2 separate regions of the Mus musculus genome follow, and region 1 is linked to region 2. Evidence: chromatin loops called from intact Hi-C (ENCODE). Cell type or tissue: left cerebral cortex. All regions are shown on one strand. Each heading gives the region's core, and the rest is flanking DNA. Links, peaks and the distances in the headings are about the cores only. Region 1 overlaps Raly (hnRNP-associated with lethal yellow). Region 2 holds the start of Raly (hnRNP-associated with lethal yellow).

Region 1 (15,217 bases), core at 3,204-11,203, 65 kb before region 2:
ATTTTTTAAATGTCAGTATGCTCTGTATGTGTACTTGCACTCAAATATAGAGCATCCGATCCCTTTATAGTTGGTCATAATCCATCATGTGGTTGCTGGAAATTGAACTCAGAACCTCTGGAAGAGCAGCCAGTGTTCTTTTCTGCTGAGCCATCTCATCAGCCCTGAGCCTTTATTTTTTCAATGTTAAGAAAGTATGCTTTACTGGGGGCATAGGGGTGGAGGGAATTTGCTGGTCTTTAATCCCAGCAATCAGGAGGCAGAGGCAGGCAGATCTCTGTGAGTTCAAGGCCAGCCTGATCTACAGAGTGAGTTCCAGGATAGCCAGGGATACAGCGAGAAACCATGTTTCAAAAAATAAAACAAATGAACAAATAAAGCAACAACAACAATGAGCATGACTCTAGGGCCTGGAGAGGTGATTCAGTGGCTAAGAGCACTGGCTGCCCTTATAGAGGACCTGAGTTTCCCAAGTTACCCGTAACTTCAGTCAGGGGAGACTTGTCACCTGCTTCTTGCCTCCCAGGCACTGCATATAAATGGTGCAGAGACATATATGCAGGCAAAACACCCATATGCGTAAAATAAAATATTAAAAAAAAATCAATTGTTAAAAATGGAATTCTATCATTTTAGTGGTGGTAAAAACCAAACCGTCTAGCTTAGGGGTTCTCGACTCCTGATGCTGCAAGTGACCCTCAACCATAAAATTACTTTATTGCTACCTTATACCTGTAATTTTGCTACTATTATGAACTGTAATGTAAATATCTGATATGCAGGATATGCAACCCTCAAAGGAGTCAACAATTCACAGGTTGAAAACCACTGATCTAGAAAGATTAAAGTATGTCACCACAATGTAGTTGTGCACATCTTTAATCCCAGAACTCAGGAGACAAAGGCAAAAGAATCTTTCTAAGTTTTAGGTAGTCTGGCTTACATGAGTTCCAGGCCAGCTAGAGATACACAGATAAAAATAAAAAACTAGATGTTACCCACACTTGATTTTGGCTGAGCCAGTAGTGACAGCTGTGGAGCGGGCAAAGAGCTTGACAGGTATCGTAGTTTTGACACGGCGAACCAAAGGGACTGTAACACGGGGTCGCTTCACCGGAACTGCCCTGGGCACAGGCACTGGAGAAAGGCGGCCTCGATAATCAAACAGCCTGTGAAGGTAAATAGACCAGAGGCTGCAGCATGGCCTGTGACTACCAGTAGGCACTACAACACTAGCTTTACCTGTGTAGCCTGTGAGGGCCAGGGAGGAATGGTCTTCCAAGAAGCCCTGGTGTGAAAAGGGCTTTCTGGAGCCTGAAGGCTGATGAAATCCTTACTATTCCCACCTTACTCCCAGGCAGGCCAAGAGAAGCGGTGTAGGAACAAACAGCTCAGTGTCAGAAAGGAGCCTGTCCTGAGGTCACTGAGGCCTGCCCTCTACTCACAACTGCCACCATCAGTTTGTAAATCTCACAACAGCATGAGCTTCCACCCTCTGAACCTTGGTTTTCCCAACTACTTAGTGAGGATGGCTATTCACGGTCTACCTGTGTGTACAGTAAGGGTAGAACATGAGAACCTGGTTAAAAACACCTGAGAAGGTTTAACAAGTGAAATCCAGGACACCAGGGAACTGATTACCCAACAGAGAAGCCCAGGACTCCAGACTCTAAGGCCTTTCTTTCCTGTGGACCACTTCAGCACACTTTTTCTTCAGATACAGGCCAAGAACTTAACAGCATTTCAAGGGTGGGCATATAAATTAGATCCAAAGCTTCCAGATTGTGTGTTCTCACGCTAATATCAAAACCTGGCCCTCTCCAGAAGGGCTACTTTTTCTGAATACAAGACAAAAACTTAGAAGACTAAGTAGGAAGCTCTCCCACCAAGTCTGCTATTACCACGGTTCTGAAGGGAACCACAGCCTTGGTCAGGAACTATTTTCTGAATTAGTCATGGTAGCTGCCATCAGTATGAAACTCAAAAAGTCCAATTTTTTGGTGCTCTTTTCAAAGAGTCCTGCAACTGGTGGCAGATGGTGATCAGTCTCTGGGAATGAATGCAATACCTGATCCTGCATTTGACCTGACCCACGAGAGGAGGTGATGACTCTGGCCTTGGTCAGAAATCACAGAACCATAGAATTCCAGAGATACAGGAATCCTGAGAGGTCACTTGGTGTAAGCCTGTCTTACTGACTAGTAGAATGGGAATTTGCCAAAAGCCAGATAATCCATTCACTGGCAGAGTTTAGATTAGCATACAATCTCCTCCCTTCTGGGCTCTAGCACTTTCCACTGTACCACATTATTTACTGAAAACACTCACAGCAGAGAAAATGGTTCAGAAAAATTCTTTTCCCTAGGCTGTCTGAGGGAGAAAGAAGGAAGAAGAGGTCTGACTCAAACTTTACTACAACTTCTAGTCAAGACCTGGTCAGGAGCTGGTATTGTGATTAGTCTTGTAGTCTCTGCACTCAACAGGCAGATGCAGGAGGATAATGAGTTTGAAAACTGTTCTCAGCAAACAAACGTCTCTGGGGCTACATTAAGCCCATAGCTTCAAGGTAAGACTGGGGCTAGAAGACAGATGACAACCTATCAGGGACTAATTCAGGCCTCCAGTGATGACCTCTCAGTAATAAGTAAGGGTCAGACTGAACTATCTGTAGGCTTTCTTTTTGGCTGGGTGATCACTTACAGAGGCTCAGACTAAATAAAGGGCTCAAGAACTACCTGTGAGGCACTGTGCTAGGTTTTGTATTCCAATTGCCCTGTGTGTTCATCTCTTAGCTATATACTTTCCTACTCTACAAGAACTAGGAGGTGCCAAGGCAGTCAAAGTGTGAGACTTAGGTATGATGTCAGAGCTCTGAATGAGACCCTAGTCCTAGCTCTGTCACTGATCTGTGAAGCAACCTTGAAGCAAAGACCCATTCCTACTTCTATGCTTCAGTTCCCAATTGGAGACTTTGTAAGCTATACCAGCAAACTCTCAAGACCCTTCCAGTTTGGCTGTTTAATACCTGGACATGCCCCTTCCCTGCTCACCTGGCACAGAAGTAGTCTTGGTAGTAATCATAGTCAAAGCTGTAGCCACTGGGAAAACAAAGGGAGATGGCTACTCAGCCTACTTCTCCACAGGTCCTCATCTCCAAAAGTCTTCCTAAATTCTAAGCTCAGCACACTGTCACTATCAGCATTTACTCCCTCTGTGAAGAGGGACCACCCGTGCATGCAAACAGACATAGAGCCCCACCTGTAGATGGCAGTTGCTGCTCTCTTTAGCCCCTTGGGTCTATTAGGCTTGGGCTCTCCAGCCATGTTGATGTCTGTGTGAGGGAAGAAACAGAGTTGGAATGCTGATGTGACAGCGGTATGTCCACACATCATCATCATGCCTCCATGTATTTACACAGTGCACACATGGAACTGAGGTAGCCAAAGATCTTCATACATTTAATATTCAAACATCAGAAGAATACTCGGACATCACATGGATATACCCGGTTGCATATTCATATACATTCTGACACATACGTAAGTCTTCACAAACCATATATGCCATATAAATACAAGTTTTCAATTAGGTTAATATAAATTAGGTATATGTGAACACATACACGCATTCATATATACATATCCAGGTAATAAAGTCATTTACATAGATACATCTATACTCAAATATAGTCAGGCTGCCTACAGACAATGAAGCCAATGAATATTCATGAGCATTACACTGAACATCTCTATACCTAGGATAGTGCTTAGCCTGTAAGATCAAGTAATATTCAGTAAAATACACACACACACACACACACAGAGCACATTTGCTTCCATACTCACAAATGTTCTCACACATTCTAAACTTATATGTGCAAAAGTGTATATGCTCACATATTCTCTATACATTCAATCACTTCACATACATCATGTTCACTAGTACATATAGATATCCCTTCTAAAACACAAAGAAATCTGTGAGCATGTGTGGGCACAGACACAGACGGACACAGACACAGACACACACACACAGACGGACACAGACACACACAGACGGACACAGACACAGACACAGACACAGACACACACACACACACACACACACTGTATGGTAGATACCAACACAGTTATTTCACGGGTATGTGATGAATAATGGCAAGAGCAGGTATCTTCCCTTTAGTCTTTGTATTCATAGCTCCTCATAGCTTTCAGAAAGGGTTCTAACCCACATCTTCTGTAGAATGGGTTAACAAGCCATACTAACTCATTTTGTTCCCTTTCTATGGAGAATCTAGATTTTAACTGGAACGATAGAGCTTGTTATTAAGAGACTACAAGACAAGATCAGTGAGTGCACTGCTCAGCCCACATCTGAGAAGCTGCTTCCTGCAATACCCAGGAATTAACACAGAGACCCACAACTGGACAGTGTGAGACTTTGGAGCACTCAGTTCTAAATGGGATGTCTTCATCAAACCACTCCCCTCAAGGCACAGGGATCTACGCAGAAGAGGTGTAAAAGATTATAAGAGTCAGAGGTGATAGATGACTCCAGACAAACAGGGTCTTCTAGACACAACAGGACTAACTGCACATATAAACCCACAGAGGCTGTGGCAGCACACATGGACCTACATAGGTTCAAGCCAACTGGGCCGTAGCACTAAGGGGTTAAGTGGAAAAGGTTCCTTATCCAACCCAAGAAGCTATGTGTAATTGGTATCTCCTGGCAAAAGGAAACGTCAGTTTCTCCAATGCAGTTGTCAGTGATCTATCAACCATACACCAGGACAGGCCCCATGTCCTGGAGCAACTGGCCAACACAAAAATAAATCAATGTTTGCTTGTTTATTTGTTTGTTTGTGAGGAGGGAACTTTTAATTTTTACTTGGCATTTTTGTCTATCTGATTTTTTTGTTTTTATTCATTTAGGTAGATCTAGGACGAGTTAGGGAAGGGAAAAATACTCAAAAAATATTGTATGAAAAAAATTTTAAAGTTAAAATAAAGAGGGGGGAGGGAGGCTATGGAGGCCAGTGGGAAACGTTATCTGTCTAGTCAGCCTGATCCTTGAATCCACATAAAAGTGGAGAGAACCAACTCCATAAAGTTGTCCTCTGACCTCCATACAGGATCACAGTTCACACACACATACACATATGTGTATGCACACTCACTTGTTGTTTGAGACAGGGTTCCTTGTGTAGCCTTGGCTCACCCCGAACTCAGAGAGATATCCACTTGCCCTCCCAAGTGCTGGGATTAAAGGCGTGTGCTATCATGCCCAGAAACACAACTAAAAAGGGGGCTGGAGGCACTGAGAAAGCAAGGTAGCAGAAAAGGAGCTCCTATAACAATCCCCTATTTAACGCTCATTTAAGAATTACTCAATTTATATTTTAAATATAATTTCTATCTGTTGGAAATTTAAAATCTCGGTAGTAGCTACTCAGAGGAAAGATGTTGAGCTTACCCAGGGTCTGTCCAGCCAGCACCCGCCCATTCTCTCCCAGCACAGCTGCCCGGGCATGGCGCTCATTGGCATACTGGACAAAAGCATAGCCTTTGTGCACAGAGCAACCAGCCACTCGGCCGTACTTGGAAAAGATGGTCTCCACATCTGACTTCTTCACCACAGCTGTGTTTAGATTTCCGATGAAGACCCGAGAGTTGATGGACTTAGGGTCATTCTTGTTGGTTACATTGCTGGTCTGAATCTTCAAGGACATGGTGTTCACCTGAAAAGAGAATGAATGCCAATGTGAAACTGGGTTCCCAGGCTAGGCTCAGTTCCGTTCATGGCCCACATCCTTAATGACCTGGACTGCTCCTTGCCTTGCTACACACTCTCATCCCTATGGCACCCATCCCTCTCTGTTCATACATCTTGTTTTCTTGCTACTTTACCAGGAGTTGACAATGGCTGCTAATCTTATACTAGGTGCTTTATAACATTCCTTCATTTGGTACTCTCATAATACCACGTGGGAAAAACCAACATTGGAAGATTATAAGGCTGAGACTCACCAGTCCACTTAATACCCCACTGTAAAATTAATTTTAATAACTTTCTACAGCTTTTTGTTTTGTTCCATCAATGTAGAACCATAGCAAAGAGGATACATGAAAATTTTAAGAGATGCTTGCTAGGGAACAATCCCCTATTATGAAAATTGCTCAGTCTGATCTAAATGTACCTCATCTTACTAACCTAGCCAGTGAAGTCTTCATTGAGCCAGCCATTCTGCAAAAGGTGTGCTTACAGAGGCCTTACCAAGTACTCACTGCAGGCTAAGGGTAGCATATAATACTGAATAAGCCCAAGAACTCATGGGTAAATATAGTTTACTACAGACTCTAGTTAAAAAAAACAAAAACCAAAACCTGGTAGAATTATTAATTTGCTAATATGAGGTACTTAGACATGTTTAAAACTCACTTCTGTCAACTTCATCACTCTGCTTCCTAGAAGTAAAGCCAATTTAAATACTTAAGATAGCGTGTTTATCTCAGGATGGTCTTTAATAATTTATTGGTTATCCACATTATACTGATTTGAAATCTGTTAGGTTTAGAGACGAGTTAGCAACTTGCTCTTGTGTGGGTATATAGATGTAGGTCATGTAGATCAGCAGACAAACTTTGGTACCACTCCTTTGTCTACCTGTCTATTGTTTTGTCTTGTAGGACTGTTTTTCACTGTTCTAACGTCACTAAATAGGCCAACCTGCCTAGCCAGCAAGCCTAACTTTGCCTCCTCCAGCACTGGAATTACAATGCATATCTTAATACCTGACTTTTTAAAATATATGCCCTTAGCCACAATGAAGCACAATTTTAATCCCAGCACTCAGAAGAGGTAGAGTTCAAGGCCAACCTGGCCCACATGTTGAATATCAGATCAGCCTGGGAAATCCTGTCTTTAAAAAAAAAAAAAAGAAATCTGAGACTCCAGGCCCTTACTGACCCTCCCTACAAGTACTCTTCATTCTCTCCATTCTGACAATCAAGCTAGTTAACTCACAAGGCCCCTCTGCAGTATATTTATACCTTGGCATAGCCCCAGGAGAAAGAGAAGAAGGAGATATTAATTCCAGTAGGATTAGCTTGCAGTTTGGACTTGGCATTTGTACCTACTGGCTGTGTTCTGCCTACTGATGCAGGTTTGTACAATTCCAGTATCATCTAACCAAGCAAAATATATTTAAATAAATAAATAAAACCTTTCATCAGCCTGCCTGTTTATTATACTTAATATATATTAAAATATATATTAAGGGGGTGTCAGAGAATTAGGTAAGAATGCAAGCTGAAGAAAACTGTTATCTTTCTGAATGTCTTCTCTGTATGCTACTTTGTAGACAACCTATCTTCAAGTTGGCTGGTTCTCACCAGCTGGTGGCACTGTTTTCAAATAAATCACAAGCTGAACCATGACATCTGATAAGGAAAAGAAACTGCTCCTAGATCTGAGTTTATGATAAACTTGATGGACTGACAGGAGTCAGATGTGTACTATCAAAGCAAGGGGCTCAGAGCTTATCTTGCTGCTACTAAGGAAGAGCTGGTGTGATCTTTAGAACTTGGAAGAGACCGGCTCTTGTTAATAAGTTTACTTTTATACCACAATCACCACCATTTATAAAGCAGTGAGGGACACAAAGAAGATTCATTTGATTACCATGAGCACACACCACATTCTGCACAAGCAACAGGAAATGCTTAACAATCCCTATTTTTCAGTTACAACAGTCCTATCGGATACTGAGTCATTCAAAGGTTCCTTGTCCATCCACAAATAAAAAGCAACTTTTATAAGGGACCTGTGTGACACTAGAAGACTGATCCTGCTCAAAACTATCAAGTTTTAGCCAGAGAGATGCCACTTTGTTTGGTAGGAGAGAGCCATCCAGGCCCAGGGTATGGACTGAGAAAGGAGAGGGAGAGATGATAGTTTGGATATAATGGCAGTAGCTTCGCAATTTATCTGACAGGGACAGGTTAGTTGCAGATCTCCTCAAACTGTTAGGAACCTCTGACACACTAAGGAAGCATTCACTGGTTTGCTGGAGAACAGTCCTTCAGGGTTGGCTCTGTCAACCATCTCTCCTCATCTGAGTTGGGACAATAAATATAAAAGAACTTTGCAAACTGTGGAGGCTTTTACAAGATCAAATATTAGTATAACTGTATGTTTGTCTATTCTACTAATACCACCACCAATGAGACCATTCTAGAGTTGTGATCAGAATAGAACACATTCTTAGGACACCAAAGAGTCAACCATGTCACCCTGTTCTCATCTCTAGAGATGACACAGGAAGTAGCATGTGACTGCTAAGTAGAACATGCTCTGGTATCCAAACCCCAAACTTCCAGTCTGTATCCTCCCAGTTGATTTTTAAGTCTTGTATAATGCTGTGGCATGCAGGCTGCATGTTATTCTGTAGATTCCCTACACCCAAGAGGTCAAATGTCTAGAGAGTTGAATGGTACTACAGAAGTGTGTGCCATATTACCTAGCTTCCAGGCCTAGTTTTCCAAATGTCCACCTTCACAAACCAACCATCCCCAGCTTAAAAAACACCCCTATTTTATGCTTTCCCCCCCTTTATCTCCTTTCCACTATTTTGGGGGGGAGGGAGAGGGGAGGTGAGAACAGGGTTTCTCTGTACAGCCCTGGCTGTCCTGGCATTCTGTAGACCAGGCTGGCCTTGAACTCAAAAATCCACCTGCCTCTGCCTTCCAAGTGCGAGGATTAAAGGCGTGTGCCACCACTGCCCAGCTCCTTTCCGCTTTTTAAAAAGACAAAATAGCATGCCTTCAACTTGCTATATAGCCCAGAATGACCTCATCACAAGTACTGGACTACCACATCTAGACTCTTTCTGGGAATCCTAAAATATCAATATAGTTTTCAGCAAACAACTACCTAACTTGATAGTCAAGGAGACTTGACATTCTACAATCAAGACTAATCTGCTGTAAACCTGACTCTGGCTTCCAACCCTGCCTCTAGCATTTAAACCTGCCCACGACTGGACCTGTTCCTTGTTCATCTGCAAGGAGGAGTTGCTACTCTTGGTCTTGTTGCACCAATGCTGCTTAGTTTTAGCCAGTCCTGATGGGTTATTTCTGGTTCTGTTCTCCTCCCTTTGCCCTTAGATAGCCCTGGGACAGCAAGCAGTAAGTAGCTGTCAGTGATATGGGACTATCTCTGGTGAAAGCCAAGCAATCAGTCAGATCAGTATCTAAGGACTCCTTAGTTCAGAGATCCTGGTTACCAGGCAGCCATGGATGACAGAACATCTATTAATCTCATTAAACTCATCAGGCCCCCACTCATTAACACTGCTCAAATGATCATTACTGGCCAGACAGGCCTAATTTCCCAAGTAGTACTGACAATCTCCACTCCCAAGAGAAACCCCAGCTCTCAGTTACCCAAACACAGAAGCGCAGGCTGAACTGGCTACAGTACAGAGCCATGAGGCTCTACTTTGGCTTGTCTGTTCATGTGACCCAAACAAATCATGCCATTTCTACAAACAATAACACCCTTATTCTGAAAACAGAAAGCATCTCCCTAATTATCTTTTCAGACCTGCCTTGTCATCAAATAGGCTAATCGATGTGAAAGTGCTCCATTGCATCTGTAACAAACTATTCAAAAGATACAGGATTATACCATTTCTATTACTGCCCAATTTCTATACCTCATATTTAACAACCATTATTGAGTGTTCCCCATGCTGACCTTGCTGAGGAAAAAAAATAGTACTCTGTTTGTCAGGAAGCCCTCTTGCACCAAGTATGGTGGCACATGCCCTTAATCTCAGCAGTAGCTGAGGTCAGAGTAGTTTACACAGTGAGTTCCGGGCCAGCCAGGGCTACATAGTGAGACCCTGTCTCAAAAACTAAAAGTCTTTTTTTCTTGGAACCTAGCTTTTGATTGTTAGTTTTGTTTTTCCTCAAAACAAAGACAAAATAAAATGAAATAGACCAACATAAACTTTTGAGTTAGGTAGAATTGAGTTCCAAAGCTAGTCCTGTCAACTTGTAGGCTTGGCCGTGTCCCTCACACTTATTAGGCTTCAAAATCCTCAATGGTGAAGCTATTCTTCTATGGCCAGAGAGAGTACCCAGGAAGCCAGTGAGATGGCCCAGCTGGTAAAGACACATGCCACCAAGCCTGAAGACCTATGCTTGTTATATCTATAGGACATTTACAAGAGAACCATTTCTGGCCTGCTGTTCTGACATCCACATGTGCACCCACAGACAGACAGACTGACTGACTACATACATACATACATACATACATACATACATACATACATGGAATTTTTAAAGAAATTTAAGTCAGAGGTTGGAAAGATAGCTCAGTAGTTAAGAACACTGGCTGCTCTTCCAGAGGACCAGGATTCACTTCCCAGCATCCACATGGCAACTCACACCTGTCTATAACTAGTTCTAGGGTTTCCAGTACCCTTCCACAGACATACATGCAGGTAAAATCACCAATGAACATAAAATAAAAATTATATATTTTTTAAAAGTTTAAGTATAAAATATTAGGTCAGGCCTGGTGATACACATCTTTAATTTTCAGCACTCTAGAAGCAGAAGCAGGCAGAACTCTGTGAGTTAAAGGTAAGCCCAGTGTGATAGCCATTCCTAGTTGTCAATCTGACTGTATCTAGATAAAGCCCAAGCAGCTGGGCACTGAGGGATTTCTCTTCTGTTTTCGTTCTTTCTTCTTCTCCTCCTCCTTTTTTTTTTTCCTTTTTTTGGGGGATGGGATAATGGTTCAAGACAGGGTATCTTTGTGTAGCCCTGGCTGTCCTGGACTTGTTTTATAGACCAGGCTGGGCTCGAACTCAGAAATCAGTCTGTCTGCCTCTACCTCCCAAGTTTTAAGATTAAAGGCATGCAATACCACACCTGGCCTGGGGATTTTTCTTAATTAAATCATCTTAACTGGGAAGACCCACTTCTAATCTGAATCTCTGAGGTGGAAAAATAGACCTTCAATCCAGATCTTCTGAGATTAGAAGATCCACCTTTAATCTGGGTCACACCTTCTGCTGGCAACCTACATAAAAGACATGAAAGAAAGCTCACTCTCTTTGCCTGCTCTCACTTCTGCTAGCAAGTCCATTCCTTCACTGCATCAGATCCTACCTCTTTGGGATTCCAGTGTATACTGAGGACCAGCTGAGACATCCTGCCTCACAGACTGAACAACTACTAGATTCTTGGGACCTTCTGTTCAAGACAGCCATTGTTGGATTAGCTGGACAACACCCTTTAAGTCATTCTAATAAATACCCTTTCTGTAAAATATAGAGAGATTCATTCTGTAAGTTCTATTCCTCTACAGAACCCAAATATACTTCGTCTATACAGCAAGTTCCAGGACAGTCAGGTCTACGTTAAGAGACCCTGTCTCAAAATACTACCTAAATAAATAATAAAAGAAATTTAAAAAAGGAAATAAAAGTTAAATATTAACCAGTCTAATGTCAAGTGCTGGTAGGTATTAAGAAAAAGAATGTTGCCATGTGGTGGTGATCCATGCCTTTAATCCCAGCACTCCAGAAAGCAGAAGGCAGGCAGATCTCTTGAGTTCCAGTCTACAGATGACGTTCCACAACAGCCAGGTTACACAGAGAAACCCTGTTTCAAGTAATAACAACAACAAAAAGAGAAAAGGAAAAGGAATGAAGGGGGTGGGAGGGATGTTATGGTTTGGATAAATAGTTCCAAAGGTTCATGTGCTGAATGAAGTCTGATTCTCCAAATAGAAGCACTATTTTTAATGACTGGACTGAGGATGCTAACCAGTCTATCAAGACTTAACTCCCATGATGAGCTCATGGCCGTACAAGCTGTGTGTGTGTGTGTGTGTGTGTGTGTGTGTGTGTGTGTGTATGTGTTGGGGTTGCGAGGGGAGGGAGGAGAGAAGGGCAGCACCTAGCTGGAAGACTGAAGTCACTGAAAGCATGTCTTTGAAGCGTGTATCTCTTGTTCTTTTCTGTGTCTCTGCTTCTGGCTACCTTAAGAGGAACAGTTTTGTTTTACCATGCCCTCTCTACCATGGCATTCTGCTTGACCACAGACCCAGAAACAAAGAACTAAACATTGATTGAAACCTCTGAAACTGTGAACCAAACCAAATTCTCACTTCCTTAACTGAACAGAAAGTCTACACTGTTATGCCATCTTAGTATCTACAAACTTCAACAGTGTTTTATCAAACCATCATGGCAAAAGAAGGGATTCCAGGCTTTGCCTTGGCCACCCTCCACTGCCCCAGAAGTAGCCTAAGCAGAGCAGTATGGGTAATCTGAAAAGGGAAGGAACATGGGAGAAAGGATCTACCAAAAGGGAGACTGTCTAAGATGAATTACCACTGGGTGGTAGCAAGAAACTGTAGGAAAAATATACAGAATTGTATCTTTCAAACGTATCCTTTCTCACCTGCTTCTCTTAATCCGCAGACTTAAAGAAGCTTCCCTAGTCAATTCCTGCTAGATGTTTTGAGAACCTGACATGATGTTTTGCCTGGCTATCTATCCTTTATCTTATCTATGTACCTAATATTTGCTATTTACTCTTTTATTTTGGATTGCTATATACTTAGTTCACTTGTTCAAAAACAAAAGTATGACTATCATAAGTCATTCTCTGAGACACATAAAACATTAGATTTTAGACCACAAAGCCTCTCGGTATGATGGTGTCAATGTAACCAGACAAGTTAGTGCTACTCAAGCCAGAGATGGCACAAATACAGGTGAGACCAGAGTCAGTCCTTTCAATCTTGGCCAAAACAGCCCCAATGGTGAGCTGAGCATAGAGTTGGTCAGTTTCTGATCCTTTAGGCAAATTCACTAGCTTCCTTAGAGCAAACTCACAAGCCCAAGAGCCAATCAGCACTTTGCTGTGAAACTGCAATTTAGCCCCCTCCCCCTTTTCATGCCTCCCAAAGCTGGCTCCTCTCACCGTGATAATGTGGCAAGATTAGTCATTGCTTGCTGTTGCTTGATTATAGCTATTCTTTGCTGTAAATGAAGTTTAAAACTCATCAAAGGGTTTGTCAGCTATGACTTACGAGGCTTTCTCCTGCAGAGAAGTCAGGCAATGACAAATGCCCCTCTAGTTCTGTTATCCATTATAAGTTGGAAGGTGCCATGTTCCAATTACTGAAGACCCCACTACAGCTCATGGAAAACCTTCCTCTAGGCTATAGCCATTACTCAGGCCTGGCAGGGCTAGCCTAAATCCAAGCCTCCTTGAGTAAGAGTGGACAAGAGTACTTTTCCTGACTTTTGGGCCAGTCCCTTCCACCCTTACCTTATATTAACCCTCGTGGTTTAGATACATTTCATAGAACTGTGTTTGTTATCTCAAAATAGTCAGGTTAGAGACTGCCTAAGACAAATACACATTGAGGAAATAAGATCATTTATAGACAGGTGAATGATATCAAATGTGATCCTTCAGGGGAAAGCCAGAAGATGGAGTATATGGGATGTTCAGATAAAACAGGCTTAAAAATCCTTTAGAAAGCCTCTATTATAAACAGTGGCCACAGTATTTAACATCCACTATATGTCAACTCTTGTCATGCTAGAAGTTAAAGAATGTAAAATGATAAAATATGGCCCCTTTCTCATGAAAAAGAAATGAGAAAATTAAGATCCTGATAAAGCTACTTGTTTAAGGTCAAAACTAAGTTAGGTCAATAATACAATTAGAACTCTAGCTCTGGTGACACACATAAAAAGTAGAGGGACTAAGAGTTCCTGTGTACATTCTATGCAGAAAACGGCATAGCTCTCTCCAGATTCTTAATCACTGACTGCCCTATAACCTCTCCTACATCTCAGAAAAACGAGGGTGATAGCAGGACTTGCTTCAGAGTGGTGAGGAAGATTAAGTAATGTGCACACAAGGCATTAGTAGGCACATATTTTAAGTAACCTAAATATTTACTACCACATCATCTATAAAGCAACTCTCTGAGATAGGTATTGATAATTTAATAAACATGAGTGAAGAGCTTTTCTACCTTGTCATCAACTAAGTCTGTATTTCTCAAAAGTATTCATGAAGAATGTTTTTTTTTAATTCTAATAAGTACTGATACAAGAAAATGTCAAACAACCAAAGTTTCTAAGTATTTACTATCAATTTTCATACTTAAGAGTGAACTAAGCTGGGCGTGGTGGCGCACACCTTTAATCCCAGCACTTGGGAGGCAGAGGCAGGCGGATTTCTGAGTTCGAGGCCAGCCTGGTCTACAAAGTGAGCTCCAGGACAGCCAGGGCTATAGAGAAACCCTGTCTCGAAAAAAAACCAAGAGTGAACTAGCAATAACAAATGAACTACAATTTAAAGAATGGCTTTAGGCTCTGTCCTATCAAATTCTATGAAAACAAAGTGGGGAAGGGGGGAGAAAAAAATTAATTTCATTTCTTTCAAGTCATTTAGCTTGATTTTTTTTTTTAGACTTTGATGCCAAGAGTACTTTATAAAAACTGCCATTATATTCCTTTTCTATCTAAGAGTGAGGAAAATAGGCAGGCTAAGGATATGTTCTTTTAGAGGTAATATATCTTGGTTATCTACTGTGTAGGCCATGTATAAGGGAAGACAATTTAGGTTTAACAAGGACCAGAATGGTTGCTCTGGTGCCAGAGGCCTGAGGAGAGGACAGATTCCAGAAGAATGATATTTATGGCTTGGCTCTCTGGGCACCAAAAGAATAAGGAAACCAGACAAGATTGAAAGGCCATGTCCTAGCTTTTTAATTGATGTACATATGTAAATTGTGTGTGTGTGTGTGTGTGTGTATGATGTGTGCTCACTCAAGTGTGCACAAGTGGAGGGCAGCAGTCAAGTTAAGATGTTTTTATTGCTTTTCACCTTATTTAAGACTGAACCTGGAGCTCATATTTGCTAGAATGCCTTCTGGATCTGCCTATCTCTGGAACCTGCCCACACACCAGGGTTGAAAACATGTAATGCCACTGCCTGGCTTTTAGGTGGACGTAGGAGATCCAAACTCAAGACAGTGTTTGCATAATATGGTGGTTTGAATAGGAATGGCCCCGTAAACTCATGTGTTCGAATGCATGGTTCACAAGAAATGGCACTATTAGGAGGTATGGCTTTGTTGGAGTAGGTATGACTTGCTGGGAGAAGTA
Region 2 (15,217 bases), core at 3,777-11,776:
ATATTTATTTGGAGTAGAGCAATCATTTTGGCTTGACAAACTGAACTATTCATTTAGATGTCATTTCAAGGGCCGGGTGTCCACAGTAGGGGTACCTATCTCATAAGGCTAAAACTGCAAAAATGCCTCCTTGGGAGCCAGGCACACACGCTAATCCTATCATGGAGAGGCAGAGAGGCAGGTTGATCTCAAGGCCAGTTTGCTCTGCCTAGCGAGCTCTAGGACAATCAGAGCTACAGGGACCCTGACTCAAAAAAACACACAAAACAACAAACATGTTTTGGGGTTATTTTTCACACCTATTGTTGTGCTATATTTAAGTGTTTAAATTTTTCTTTTATTATGGAATTCACAGTCAGTTTTTCATTTACATTTAAATGTAATGTTCTATACAGTCTTAGGCTCCCAAGTCTGCCCCAAAGGACTTCAGCTCTAAGATAATAATGGAACTCAGCAGACAATTTGGTAAATTAGTCTTAAATTTTTCAGCTATCTCTCTCCACTCTATAAAAACAATATCCATGTGTTTATATAGTAAAAGATACATTTGATGATCCCCGAATTTAACCCTGAAATATCTGTAATATTTTTAAGTAAAACCCCTTTCTTCTTCCAGAGACAAATTCCTAAGCCACTTCCATAAAACTGTAGTAGAAATATCACAATTATTCCAGGGCCAGCTAGATGGCTCACAAGTCAGAGTGGTTGCAATGAAGAGTCTGATGGCGTGATCAGAACCCAGGATGAAAGGAGAGAAGTGACTTCCAAAAGACCTCCACACTTGAGAGGCAGCCCACACATTCCCATTAACACAAATGCATCATGCGTACAATAATGAGTAATAAAATTAAGAGATTATCTAGTCCTATCACTTGTTTCACAGTCTTAGGTGACTGTGACTTAGATGAGTCCAGCAGCATCAAAGCCACCAAGTGTTATTTTAACCCTAATGCTTGCTCTCTCACTACACAGGGTAAGAGGACTGTGAGATTTGCACTTTCATCAACTCTCAGCATTCCCAGTACATATGCCCTCTAGGAAACCCATGTATTCAGTCACAACCCCGATCCCTTACCCCATCCAGAGCAGGACACAGCAGACAGCTCAAAGCGCTCTCCTAGAGACTAGAGAACTAGAAAAAGGGACCACAACTCACTTTCCTCTTTTTCCTCCCAAGAGGTATAGCACATGTATTACTATAAAAGCAATTATGAAATGACAGTTAACATGGGAAAAAAGGTGCCATGGAAACAATGAGAAAGATACCTCTGATCTTGTTCTGTCACCACTTCCTATCTCTAATCTTTAGGCCTTTATAGAATTTCAGAAACCTCCTAGATTACTTTATGAGGAAAACAGATCAGTGAATGAAAGACCTCCACATTCAAGGCAACACACTTAGAAGCAACAGATAATCCAGCTAACTTCCAATTTAGGACTCCCTGTAGAGAGAGTCCTTCCAACTTAGGAGTCCCTGGTCCTAGTCATCTGTGTGCTGCACCCTGAATACAGATCTCAAATTTTCCTTTTCTACCTAAGAAAAGCAAATTGGCATTACTGCTATTGTTTTCTCCCCCTAACATAATGCTAAAAATTGAGCACCTGTTTTTACAGGCACATGAAAGCCCTCCTTATCTCCTCCCTATCCAACCCCCTAATACGTCACAAGCTGTCTAGAAGACATCTTAGGAGACAGAGTGTCCAGGCAGTGGTGGCGCATGCCTTTAATCCCAGCACTTGAGAGGCAGAGGCAGGAGAATTTCGAGTCAAGGCCAACCTGGTCTACAGAGTGAGTTCCAGGACTGCCAGGCCTATACAGAGAAACCCTGTCTCGTAAAACAAAAACAAAAACAAAACAAAAAAAGGGAGATAGAGTGTCTAAATTATCTAGTCACAAAATATGACTGCTAGAAGAGAACTTAGTTATCCAGATGAACAAACCTAAACATTTGCAACCTGATAAAAAGTCTGGAAAACCGGTCTCCAGACCCTATCCATAATTTTAGAAGTCCTTGATACAGTCCCATCCCGTCCCATCCTCTCCTGTCCCACGCCACTGCTATGCCAAAGCCACTAAGATCTGGGGCTCTTCTAGAAAGGGAGTTCCTTGTGCTCTTTCACTTGCTTTGCTTTTCTGTTGCCTAGCTTAGATGACACTACTTACAGAGCAGCACAGAGTGTTACAAGATGCTGCCTAGAGAAAATATAAGATTATCCTAGCTTAACAAAAGCAGTCTTTGCAGCTGTACAGGATCTAGATGCCTAGGAACTAGTATTTCCCTTTTCTAAAACTAGTGTTTGCATCACTCACTTCAGCCCAGGGGTTCCCAACCTTCCTAACACTGGGACCCTTTATCACAGTTCTTCATGTTGTGGTGACCTCCCCCACCACACACACACACCATAAAATTATTTTTGTTGCTACCTCATAACTGTATTTTGCTACTAAGCACTATATCAGTCTCTAAGACTGTCAGAAATGTTTTCTGATGGTCACTATCTACAGGTTGAAAACCATTGGTTTAGCCAAAATATTAGCTTCTGAAATCACTAACCCCCCACCTCCCTTCACCACCGGCCCCAGCTCTGATTGAAAACTCTTATCTATAAGAGATTAGTAATAATTTTACTTTCCTCTCAGGGAAGAGGTTAACAAATGTTAACTGCCTACAATCATACTTGATACAGTAAATAAGCAGAAGTCTCACCTAACATCATGACCATATCTAGAATTACAGTTCTTCCCACCTCTCCCCTGGCTCCTCCAAATTTCATTTCCCAGGCTTTATGTTTAAGCAAAGCCAGATTCTCCAAGAATGCCCTCCTGACCCACCAATGCTGGGTTAAATGCCATCCTTCTAGTGTTCAGGGTCCTGTCCTTGTCACAACACTTCTCATGTGCTTACTATTTCTTTTGCCTGACTATGTGTGCCCAAATCCTCGAGCTTCGTACCATGCTTAGTAAATGCCTCAAAACTGGGCTATGAAAGCAGGCATCAACTGTGAAAACTCTTTTAACTCCACATTGAGGCAGATACATCCCAAGTTCCAAGCTAGTCTTAGCTACATAGTAAATTCCTGTCTCAAAAAAAATTTTAATTCAGTAAATGAAAAAAACTTTCCAATAATAATGTGCCCATTGACAGAAGTAGTCATCTGGAATGTTAGAAGTCTGGTCTAAATAGCCATCCAGCCCTATCAACTATAAACCTCTATCCAAGGGCTGGAGATTACTCAATGGTTAAGAGCACTGGCTGTTCTTCAGAATATCTGGGTTCAATTCCCACCACCCATTGGCAGCTCATAACTACCTGCAACTCCAGTTCTAAAAAATATGACATCATCTTTTGGCCTTCTTGGGCACTGCACACACAGTGCACAGACATATATGCTGATAAAACACCGATACACATAAAATAGAATAAAAACGTAAGCTTCTATTCTAAGCTGGAGACCTAGCTCAGTGCTTGACATCTCCTACGTATGAACTCCAGGTTCATTCTCAAGCACCACAAAAGAAAGAGAAAAAAATGGCACTTTATCAAACCTACTAGTCAATGAACTCTGACCTTAGAATACAGGCCAAGTCAGCTATCAGACTTTTATGTTTGTTTTCTTGTCCTACTCCTCACTTCTGGAATACTACCTACTCCAAAGCCACATTACCATCAGAACAAAATTCCAGCTACTTTTGTAAATATAAAAAATCTCACAAAACACAGAAACAGATGAACCAAAGTGAATTTTGAAAGACTAAATGTGACACCTAACCCCACCCTAACCACAGCAGTGAGGATCCATAAGAATTTCTAAGACTCCAGACTCCAAACAGTCCCTTTTGTGTGCCTTTATGGAGAGAGAAGAACACAAGGGGGGTGCTTGTCACTGAGATAATCCACTTACTCAGCTGACAAGTTTTGATCCTAGCTGCTGTCACAGCTCCTGATCACGACAGCTCCGGATGCCCAAACCCTAATGGCAAATAAACATGGACAAACAATCAAAGAATATGTCTGGGTTCAAGTTCAAGAATAGAAGATCTCATCTGAAAATACAGGGGCTGATATAATCCATAACTCGCTTCAGCAATAAAGCTTGAACTACAGAGGGGAAAAGGGGGTTTTGCCAGAGGCACACCAGGCCTGCATTCCTGCTCTGGGGATGTCACTCTACTGCAGATGGGAACTAGTAAATCATCCTGCATTTACCGAACACTGTGAAATGAAGGAAATGCTAGCTGTGGCAATCACAAAAGGACAAAGATTGAATTATTTCACTTCACTGTGAAAGTCCTAGGGTAATCAAATTTACACCAGAACACAAAATGGTGTTTGCCAGAAGTCTTCAACAAGTAGTGTATGACCAGGAGAATTTCAGTTGGGAAAAGGTATGATAATTTGGCAATGTCAGCTGTAGAACAATTTGACTATACTTAATCCCACATAATTGCACACTGTAAAACTATTACAATGCCAACTGTTTAAAATTTGACATATATATCTGATACCACAATTTTTTAAAGCATCTGACTTTCAATGTTACTGTCTGCAGAGTGAATCCAGCTTGGCTCTGAACAAGTCAACGGAACCTTTCTCTAAGCCTGTTTCATCTGTAAAGTAGGGACAATAAATATCTAGTTCATAGACTGCTCCAAGGATTAAATGACACGTTCCACTAAAACTCTTCAGACCTATAACTAATAAAGGTTAGCTACTATTAGTGATAACAAGCATTCTCACAATTATTTCCTTGTAGTCTCCATAGTACCTGTACCTTGAGACTTTACACATAAGGAAACAGACTCAAAGGACCCCAAGAAGTGGCTCAGCTCTTTGAACAACACCAGCTAAATCCTGTGATCCTAAAGGCAAATGTTCCAATCTTGTCTCCACTGCCTGACACTACAAAGGCATAAATAAAGCCCTGCAAACGACTTCACACTAGATTAGAAATCAGATAATGGTTACAGCAGAGTACCTAAACCATTCGGAAACTAAAACAAAATTGGTAACAAGAAAATACAGACACTGCCTTTTAAACATTGAGGCAGAAACAGCAGCTGAATTTACACAGGATCTTCTGAGATGTCCAATTACCTGAGACTCATGATCTTAAGGCCTGAAAAGGTAGCTCATACTCAGGAAATGGCAATGTACAGGAGGTGTAACAACAAAACAGACTCAAAGAAAGGCTACTAGGAATCTAGTAATCACCAAGGTAGTCCATTCAGATGACATCCCCCTTTCCAAGGGTCAGAAAAAACGGAAAGAAGGGGTGGTTTATCGAGCCATCAACCTCCTATGTTCCACCATTACTGTATCCTAGACTCTGAAGGGATGGAGGAAACACAGTAGACCTACAGGTCCAAGGAACTAATGCAAACCTGTGAACCTTCTCAAGAACCAGATCCCAGCAGCCAGTATCAAACTCACTGCAAACACACTGCAAAAGGAAAACAGGTGCCAAAGTTAAGTTTAGCTCTCTTTAATCCCTCTAGGCCATGTTGGAAGACAAAAGAAAAATAACACTATCTGAAGGCAGGGAGTTAAAGATGACTGGAGCTGCCTACATTTCTGACTGACTGATCGCTAGGACTGAGGTGGGGGGATGATGGAGACATGCAATAAACAAAGTAAAGGGTGGACTTCCGTGAGGTCCTGAAGCTAAACACCTCAGAACTATGTTTGAGACTTAAGATCTCTGGACCAGTCTAAGCACAACACCAGCAAAAACATTTCCTCCTAACCACTTTCCCTCAGAGTTCTGATAGCAACAAAAGGAGATTTTATCTATGGCAGATCAGTCCCTGTCTCTCAGTCAATGTCTCAGAGAGGAGCCTACCTTTCTTACCTATACGGTGTTAAGACTAACGGTAAATCAAAATGCCCTCTGCACAAAGAGATTTCCTATCAGGAAATAAGTAACGGTTACTAACAGCTTTGTACTTCTACGGCGGTTTCATGTCTCTGAACCTTGATTTCTGCTCCTGTGAGCAGGGACAGCTCTGGAAGACCGGTGTGGACATGAGGCGATACATTCACGAAGTTCCTGGGTCAGTCTCGTTAAACGTTACCTGTTGGCATTTAACGCTTCTGCCCTGTACTAACTCCCTCCCTGAATTCACTAACACCCGGAGAGGCTGCGTTCCTCCTTGACCCCATTTCACCCAGGTGAAAACTGAGGCTCGGGCTGGAGCAAAGTGGGGGACGCGGCCCCCCAGTTCGAGGGCTGGCCGTTCCCTTCCGCGCTCCACAAGACACCGAGCAAAGGCTAGGCAAGGGTAGCGAGAAAGGCGCTCAGACAGACCCGTGAGGGAAAAGAAAGGACCAGTTTTGCGCGCCTAAGGGAACCTCAAAGAGCTGGACCGACTGGAAAGCCGGAAGAAACCCGGGGCCCCAATCCAGGCCAGAGCCAGGCCCCAGCCCGCCCGAGGCCTCCCCGGCGCAACCTCCGCTCCCTCCCCTCCTCCCCTCGCCGGTCGGGGCGGGGCGCAGCACAAAAGACTCCAACTTCCGAGCGGGCACCGGCCCACCCCCAACTCCCGGCCCGCGCCCGGCCGACCGACCGGAGGCGAGCTGCGAATACCAGGCGTCCAGGGGCGGGCGCGCGTGGCCCCGGGGCAGGCGACCCGGGGCGGCGGGCCCGGGAGGGAGCACAGAGGGAGGGGGCCGAGAGTTACTCCGGCTCCCAGGACTCCCGGGACCGCGGAGAGAAAGAGTTTCTAAAAATAGGCACCGGCCCGCCCGAGGAGGTGAGGAACGAAAAAGGCACACGGAACAGCCCGCCCGCACTCCTCAGGAGCGGCCCGCGGCCCCCACTCACCCGCGCCGAGGTCTGGAGGAAGCCGCGCGGCACCGAAGGGCGACGGCGCGTCTGCTCTCGGAGGGCGGGAGGGAAGAGGCGGCCCTGGCCGCCGCGTGAGGAGCCCGAGCACACGCGCGAGAGTCGCGACCGCTTCCGCCCCCTCGGCTTCCCTCGGCTCCGCACCCCGCGCCGCTCGCGCGCCCCGCCGCACTGACAGAGGCGCGAGCCCCGCAGCCGCGAGTCCTTCGCTCGGCCGCCACCAATGGGGCGAGCGCGGGGAGGGGGAGTGCTGGACAGGCGTCTGCACTCGGCCTGCCCGCCGCCCCGGCTCCTACCCGGTTCTCCTCTCGGTCCTCCGAATAGGATCCTGCCACCCGAGCACTCAGTCCCCAGCGCCGCCCTGCACGGGCCGGGCTCTCCAAACGCGTGGGCTCCCTGCACACCCCTCGCGCCGGGCTTTGGAAAGGTCCAGAGCTTCGGCGCGCAGAGGAGGAGGGCGGGGCCGGGGCGGGGTCTAGCGTGGGGTGGGGGGACGGAGGAGGCAGGCGGGGCTGAGGGAAAGGAGTTTGTGGCTTCCACCAGCCGGGTGCTGAAGGCGGGGCGGAGGGGGTCCCGAGGGCTGACGGGCGGGAGGACACGAGGGAGGAGCAGCAGGCTGAGGGCGGAGCCGGGGTGGGGGGGAAGAGCGTGCCCAGGGGAGGAGTCTGAGGGGCGGAGCTTGGGCCTACGGAAGCGGAGGCGGTGCTAAGAGGTTGCCGCCGGTCTGCAGGAGGTGGGCCTTGGTAACACCGCGGGCAGGACAGTCGGAGGTAGACCCTGGGCGGGAGCCGGAAGGAGGAAGATCCTAAGGGAGGAGCGCGGCGCGGGGGTGGCGCTTGATTGGGCGAGGCCTGGAGATGGAGCCCTCTCTGTTAGCTGGAGGCGGTGCGGCAGGGGCCAGAAGCAATTGGAGCGGTTATTTCACTTTCTAGGAATTAGAATGCTACCATTCGCTGGGAAGGCTTGGGGTTGGGCGGAGACGCTTCGATGTCTGGGGTCTCTCGTCAAAGGTGGAAAAAAAAAAAGCCTGATTAAGTAGTTTTGCCCTTATGGGATGAAATGTTTTCTTACTTAATCTGGGTGTTGGTTCTTCCTCCTAAATATTTATCATGTCAGGATCTCCCATTTGAATCAGTTTTTCAGTCTCCTGTCTCTCCCACTTACATCCCCAATTTGCCTCTCCAGACCATCAGGGGGTCTTCTGAGAGCAAAGAGGACCATTGTCAGCTATAGTCACAAATCTCCCAGAAAGCTGGAGACGTACTTATTTGTATTCCCCATTCCCTTCAGACCTGTGATTTCATTACCTGTTGGGAATTAGGACAGAGTTTGAGGCAGGGTCTCTGTAGCCCGGGCCAGCTTTGTACTTGCTCTGTAGCCGAGAATAATCTTGAACTCCTAATCCTCCCTGCTTCTGCCTTCCAACTGCTGGCATCACAGCGAGGCCAGGCCTCTTGAGTTCGGGAATGGGTGATTCAAACAGGTTCTCAGCCTTGAAGAGCAATCAGTCTTACTCACTAAACCATCTCCCCAGCGCCAAGACCAGGAATTCTTTACTGGTTTTTGTACATTACTGTGTTTCCAGACCTACTATGGTGATCAATAAACACTTCCATCAATCAGTCCAGCCCCTACCAACCTCCTCTGCTTTTTCTGGTTTTATCCAGCTCCTCACTTCCCTCTCTGTGTAACAGTCTTCCTATATTTGCTCAAATATACCATCTATTCTTTGTTGGGTTTCCTTGTCCGTTTGTTTTTTCAAGACAGGGTTTCTCGGGGTAGCCTTGGCTTTCCTGGAATTCACTCTGTAAACCAGGCTGGCCTCCACCTCATGTGCCACCACCGCTAGACTTTGGATATAGCAATCTATTAACTAACACCTCAGGCAGCCTTTTCACTCATCCCATATTCAGGAGGAGCCTCCTCCTCTGAGAAGCATTCTCTGAACTTGCAGCCCCACTGTCAGGCAAGCTGCCACTGGTGCCCTGCTCCGGTCGTGGCTTCCATTAGAAAAGATTGCAGATGATAGTCTGCTGCCACTGGGAATTCTGTGCACATTCTACAAGGTCCTGAATACCTTATCACCCGCTGCCACCCTCCTGACACTGTAAGCTTTAGTCTGCTATTTTGCTCCAGTTACTTCTTGGCTTTTTTCCTGGTCTTCTAAAATGCCAGGTATACTGCTTCTTGTGGGCCTTTGCTTTTGCCCTCATGTTATTCTCCTAGATATTGCTATGGCTTGCTCCTTGCCATTTAAACAGTTTCTTTTGTGCTTTTTTTCTTTAGCTTTTTTTTTTCTTTTAAGTTTTAGGTTTTGGGTTTGTTGGTTTGTTTAATGTTTTTGTTTGTTTGAGACAGAGTCTCACTCTAGCTATCCTAGAACTCACTATGTAGACCAGGCTGTCCTCAAACAACCATAGATTTGCCTGCATCAGTCTCCTAAATGTTGGGATTAAAGGTGTATACCAGGGGCTGGAGAGATGGCTCAGCGGTTAAAATCACCGATTGCCCTTCAGGAGCTCCTGAGTTCAAATCCCAGCAACCACATGGTAGCTTACAACCATCTGTATTGAAATCTGATGCCCTATTCTGGAGTGTCTGAAGACAGCTACAGTGTACTTACATATAATAAACAAATAAATCTATGAGGAAAAAAATAAAGGTGTGTACCACTATGACCAGCCATCTTCAGGCTTTCTAAAAAGAACTCTTACATGGTCAGGAGTAATAGTCCAGCACATGGGAAGCAGAGACAGGGAGATCTTTGGGAGTTTGAGGCTACTAGTCTACATACCAACTTTCAGGCCAGCCAAGATTATACAGTGAAACCCCGTCTTAATTAATTAATCAATTAATTGTCTTACCTGTCCACATTTTAGATAGCCACCTTTCACTACTGTATTCTTTCTTGTTAGATTCTTCTCCAGAACAATGTCCCATCTGAAATGTGTATATTAGCTGATTGTCTCTCTGCCAAACACACTTCCACTACAGTGTGATGAGTGCAAGGACAGGCTATTGTCTGTCTTGTTCAGTCTTCAATGCATAAAAATAGTAGATCCCTCATTTAATGTCTGTTTTATGGTTGACCATAACAAATCCAACAAAGAAATGTCAAGAAGACTCTCAGTATCACCTCAGAAGAGTCTCACAAGATGAGAATTTGAAGGGCGATGTTTCTAAGAAAATATGCTGGCAACACTAGCTAACAGTTATGCAGCACTAACTAGTTAGTTACCAGGCAGTGCACTGACTGCTCTTCAAGCTTAACCCCTGTAACAGTCTTATGAAATAAGTACTATTAAAATCCCCATAAGTGAGGAGACAGTCACAAAAGAGGTTAAATTCCCCAAAACCACACAGCTAGAAAAATGATGAAGTCCAATTTTAGAGTCTACATGCTAAATGATTGTGCTACGTTTTCTCTAATTTTTTTTTTTTTAAAGACAGGGTTTCTCTGTGTAGCCCTGGCTGTCCTGGAACTCACTCTGTAGACCAAGCTGGCCTCGAACTCAGAAATCTGCCTGCCTCTGCCTCCCGAGTGCTGGGATTAAAGGCGTACTCCACTACGCCCGGCCCCTAATTATTTTTTAAGACTTATGTGTATGGGTGTTTTGCAATCCTGGTGCCTGATTGCCTGATGGGGTCAGAAGAGGGCGTCAGATCACCTAGAACTGGAGTTACAGGTGGTTGTGAGCCACCTTGTCGGGTACTGGAAAACCAACTCAGGTCCTCTGCAAGAGCAACAAGTGCTTAACTACTGAGCCAGCTCTCCAGTCTTCCTAATTATTAAAATCCCAGGGTAAGCCAGGCATCGTCTTTGTTTTTGTTTGTTTGTTTGTTTGTTTTTTCCTTAGTTACCATTAGGGACAACAGCAAAAGACAAGATGTTGTAGAAGTTTTGGAGGAAAATGAAACTTAGAAAATATTTCTTGGAGCTGGAGAGATGGCTCAGTGGTTAAGAGCACTGACTGCTCTTCTAGAGTTCCTGAGTTCAATTTCCAGCAACCACATGGTGGCTCACAACCACCTGTAATGGAATCTGATGCCCTCTTCTGGTGTGTCTGAAAACAGCTACAGTGTACTCATATACATAAAATAAATAAATCTTTTTAAAAAAAATTTAAATCTGAAAAACTGTGTCTGAAACCTGATGAAACTGTTCAGAAAATTCACTCACTTCTGGATTTTTTTTACTTAGGGTTAGTGATATTGGGGCAAAGGGGGGTGTACAGAAGTTTACATGAGTATCTTCCACGATCTTTCCCCACCTTTAAAAAAAAAAAACAACACTTTTATCTCTGTTTATTTTATTCCCATACTGTAAGGTTTTTGTTTCATCTAGAATATCTTTTTCTTCTGTGCTTAGGAACACTTTGTGCCAATGTGGGCTAATCTGACCCTGAGCTCTGTAAATTCAGTGCTGTGTCATCGGGGCTTTGTTCACCAGGACATGCTCAAAGACCAAAGATTCTACATCCAAATGCTCGCGTTCAGCATCACTCCGAATCATTAAGCTTGTGTGTCAAGAACGCAGCCCCTTTTCAGGCCGCCCCGTCCTGGTAAGCCAGGCGTCTTGGTACGAGCCAAAGTGTCTGGCCCTGGCACTCCTCCCAGTATCCCCGTTACACCCACAGAACGGCACACTTTGCTACTTTGACACCTTTCACACTTGATGGCTTTTCAAATGTGCACACCCTTGATGACCTGCTTGGACAGTTTTATGGGTGTTCTTATCATATGCATGATGGCTTGAACTGCTCAATATGTGGGATTTGGTAGTGTTTTCTTGGTTAAGACAGTATGGGGACCATTTCACAGGTCACCTTGGACCACTTACACTGTAAATCTTCCAGGACTAGCCTTCTTTTAAAGACTTACCTTTCTATTTTATTTTTACTTTACATGTGTGAGTATTTTGCCTGCTTGTATGTCTGTGCGCTACATGCATGCAGTGCCCTCAGAGGCTAGAAGAGGGCATCAAATCCCCTTAGAAGTAGTGGTTATTAGCCACCTTAAGGGTACTGGAAAGCAAATGAGGATTTTCTGGAAGAGTAGCCAGTGCTCTTAACTGCTAAGTCATCTCTTCAGCGCCCACCCCTCCCCCACCTTATCTCTTCAAATGCAGCTTCTCAACCTGGAGCTCACAGTTTGCCCAGACAGACTCCGCCTCCCAACACTGGGATTACAGATGCATGCTGCTGTGCCCATCTTCCTATGTGGTGTGGGAGAGCCAAACCCAGGTCCCTGTGCTTGCAGGGCAAGCACACAAATGACTGAGCCACCTCCTCAGCCCACTTCCAACGTAGACATGAACAAAATGAACAAAGAGACATCTTCCCAGTGGGTTTTCTAACTTGACGGTGTAATTTCCTAACTAAAACAGCCGAGTAGAGCCCAACAGAGCCCACAGTTTTTAAAGGGTCTCATTTACAGAAGGCTTCCTTCTCCACACAGGAGGAAAATGCAGTATGGAGGTGGGCATGTAAGAGCTACAGGACTCCAGAGAGTGGCATATGGATTGAGAAAATAAGAATAAAAAGTAGACTATCTCTAGGAACTGGTTTCTACATTCAACTGAATACAGAGAAGGTTTTTAAAGTGTCAAGGTTGGGAAAACATTTAAAATACACCTTATTCAACTGCCTTTTTAAAATCGTATCAACCCTCATAGTTAGTCTCTCCCCCATTCCAAGGATGAGGACATGTGACATGGCCAGGGTCTTAGAGGTGGTGGGAGGGAAGCAGGACTAAACCCGAAGCCATCTGAGCCCTGTGACACACTCTCAGACCCTTCCTCTTCCCATAATCTGCAGACCCTCCATCAGCCCATCCTCCTGTGTGTGAAAGGGGACATCTCGGCGGCTCCATTGGAAGCTTACAGTCAGAGAAAGGGCAGGAGCATTTCCCCTGAGATGAAGTCCACGGCTCTGGACAGACTAAAGACCAGATTTTTACCACATGAGCCCCAGAGTCACCCCACCAGTGCATTACTCACTGCTCAGCTCTCTTCCTTCCTCCTCTCCTCAGAAGCCTCCAGTGTCTTCCCATTGCCATGCCAACAGCATGAATCAAAAATTCAAATGCCTGCAGGGGCCAGAAAGCATGTTAGGAGCAGGATAACAAGGAGAGGAGGGTACTGTAGTACTAGAGAGAGCACACAGAGATAGGTGACAGCTAGGCAGCTGTTACAAGGACAAGATTGTTCAAGAGAACCCCTAAATATGGATTTCTTTTCCCATGAGATCTTCCAGTTTCTAAGTATCAGATCATGTTTTTAAAATAAACCTACGTAAGCCAAACAAGTTATGTCTGCAGATTAATAATTGTAGGTTGTGATCTAAAGACTGACAATCTCTTACTGTTTGGTTAAAGTCTGTAACTAGACACCTTTGAGGTTTGTATTAGTTTTCTATTGCTGCAAAATAAACTACCTCAAAACTTAGTGACTTAAAACAGTGATTTGTTACTGTTTTTACATTTATTTTATGGGTTCATCGGTGTTTGACCTGTTTGTGTGTTCACCACATGCATGCTGTGCCCTGGGAGGGCAAAAAAGAGACTCAGATCTCATTGAGACTGGACTTATAGAAGGTTGTTAGCTGAATGTGGGTGCTAGCCCGATTTGTTGTTTCTTATAAATGTATGGACCAATCATCTTCTACTTCTGTTTCCACCTCACATGCATGCCACTGGCTAAATTGAAATCAGACGCTGCCGGGTCTTGTCATGATTTGAATATCACAGTGGTCATCCAGCACCGAAAGGACTACATAAACATGGGTGGGCATGACGCTGCCGACCCAGGGGTGCTGTAAAGACGATATGCAAATCCTTCACTGAAGGAATGTGTGTGCAGTAAGGGCATGCCCTGGGGAGCTTCCCCAGTTCTTGTGGCCTTTATATGCAACAACTAGAGCATATGTGTCTTGCTTACCCAGGACCAAGGCCTTGTGTCTCTTGGTGTCCTTCAACACAGTCACACAGGATGACCCCAAAAGATGCTGTCAAATTGCATTGACCTGAACTGGAACTCCAAATACCCTAAGAATACTTAGTCTAGCTTTCCCATTGTACAGTGATATGCGGTCCACAGAAAGAGCTCATGCAGACTGAAAGATGCCTGTCAAGAGACTTGCAGAACGGGGCAAAGGTTTCGCACACTGACCCCTAGGACAATGCAGGCTAGTCTGTGTTGAATCCTTGTCACTGGGAATGTCTAAAACTTAAAGACATTTCTCATTTTAGATGCATCCATTAGCAAGCCTTAGTCAGGAACTTGGCCCTCCCTACTGTTCAATAATTGATGACACTGGAGCCAGAAATCGAAATGAGCCTCTTTATACCTCCAATCCGGCCACTTATGGGCCAAGCTCCTGACGTTCTCTGTCCCCGCTAAAGTGGATACATATAACATTTACCTAGAAAGTTATTTTGAAAACTAGAACTAATGTGTTTATTATCCCCTGTCACAAAGAAGGTGCTTTCGGGTGAGGTCTCATGATTGTCATCAGATGAAAGGCAAGAGCAGAGCTCTGACTTACTAAAGGGAAAATCGCTCCTGAAGCTTGACTCTTGGAGAGCATAAATCCATATTCTTTTCCTAAGCAAATCCTCTGTAATGCAGTAAGGAGGGTGGGAGGAGGAGGAGGGAGAAGAGGTGGGAGAGGAGGAGGGAGAGGAGGAAGAAGAGGTGGGAGAGGAGGAGGGGGAGGAGGAGGAGGAAGAAGAGGTGGGAGAGGAGGAGGGGGAGAGGAGGGAGAGGAGGGAGAGGAGGGAGAGGAGGAGGAGGAGGTTGCAACTTTTTTTTTTTCCAAGACAGGGTTTCTCTGTGTAGTCCTGGCTGTCCTGGAACTCACTCTGTAGACCAGGATGGCCTCTGTCTCCCAAGTGCTGGGATTAAAGGGGTACACTACCACTGCCCAGCAGGTTGTAACTATTTTTCTCTAAAACTTGCTTTGCTCTCTCATCCCAACCTACTCACCACCGTACTGACTGTGGGCCACAGGCAGGCATGCTGGTATGAGCCCACTAGCTCTGAGCCATCTTGGCTGAGCGTGAAGAAAGTACACATGGCAGGATCAGGGCACCCAAGGATAACAAACAGGCTTGCAGCACACAGCCTCCACCAATGGGGCTGGATACTGGCATCTCAGGGCTATAGGGAAAGTTCTCCTATGTCAAGCTAGCTGCGTGTCTTTCATTCCCCACTGGCTGGGCTCTCAGAGCCTTCGCTCTCCTCTCTGCCTTGCCAGTAGGCTCGATGTTCATTTCATATCAAACAGAAGACAGGCTGGCATCTTTAAAGTATGGTCTCCATTAAGGAGGCAGTAAATCATTCCACAGCTCCCCTTCTTTGCCAGGGCCTGTAAGA

What was found. A loop is a pair of places that touch in the nucleus more often than their neighbours do. Peaks named below come from ENCODE experiments on the same cell type or tissue, not always from the same donor. Only the 100,000 strongest peaks of a DNase experiment are listed, where the experiment ranks them.
Region 1: a loop joins it to region 2, with 2.3 times the contacts of the local background. A loop is called at or near these places in 13 of 42 quality-filtered maps.

Annotation. Positions count from the first base shown.
Region 1 is chr2:154,847,792-154,863,008 of GRCm38, reverse strand. Raly (hnRNP-associated with lethal yellow) reads right to left here. Exons shown (of 8, transcript NM_001139511.1): 2 at 5,476-5,740; 3 at 3,259-3,331; 4 at 1,003-1,169. The coding sequence starts at 5,731. Among named protein-coding and RNA genes, the nearest start is that of Eif2s2, 38 kb to the left of the region's middle. In left cerebral cortex, for the core only: CTCF peaks have their summits at 7,397 (motif pointing right) and 10,938; a DNase peak (open chromatin) is centred at 7,404.
Region 2 is chr2:154,783,154-154,798,370 of GRCm38, reverse strand. It overlaps Raly (hnRNP-associated with lethal yellow), which reads right to left and starts at 7,261. Exons shown (of 8, transcript NM_001139511.1): 1 at 6,823-7,261. In left cerebral cortex, for the core only: CTCF peaks have their summits at 7,688 (motif pointing right) and 10,890 (motif pointing left); DNase peaks (open chromatin) are centred at 6,457, 7,072, 7,524 and 8,261; H3K4me3 peaks cover 2,722 bases; H3K27ac peaks cover 2,122 bases.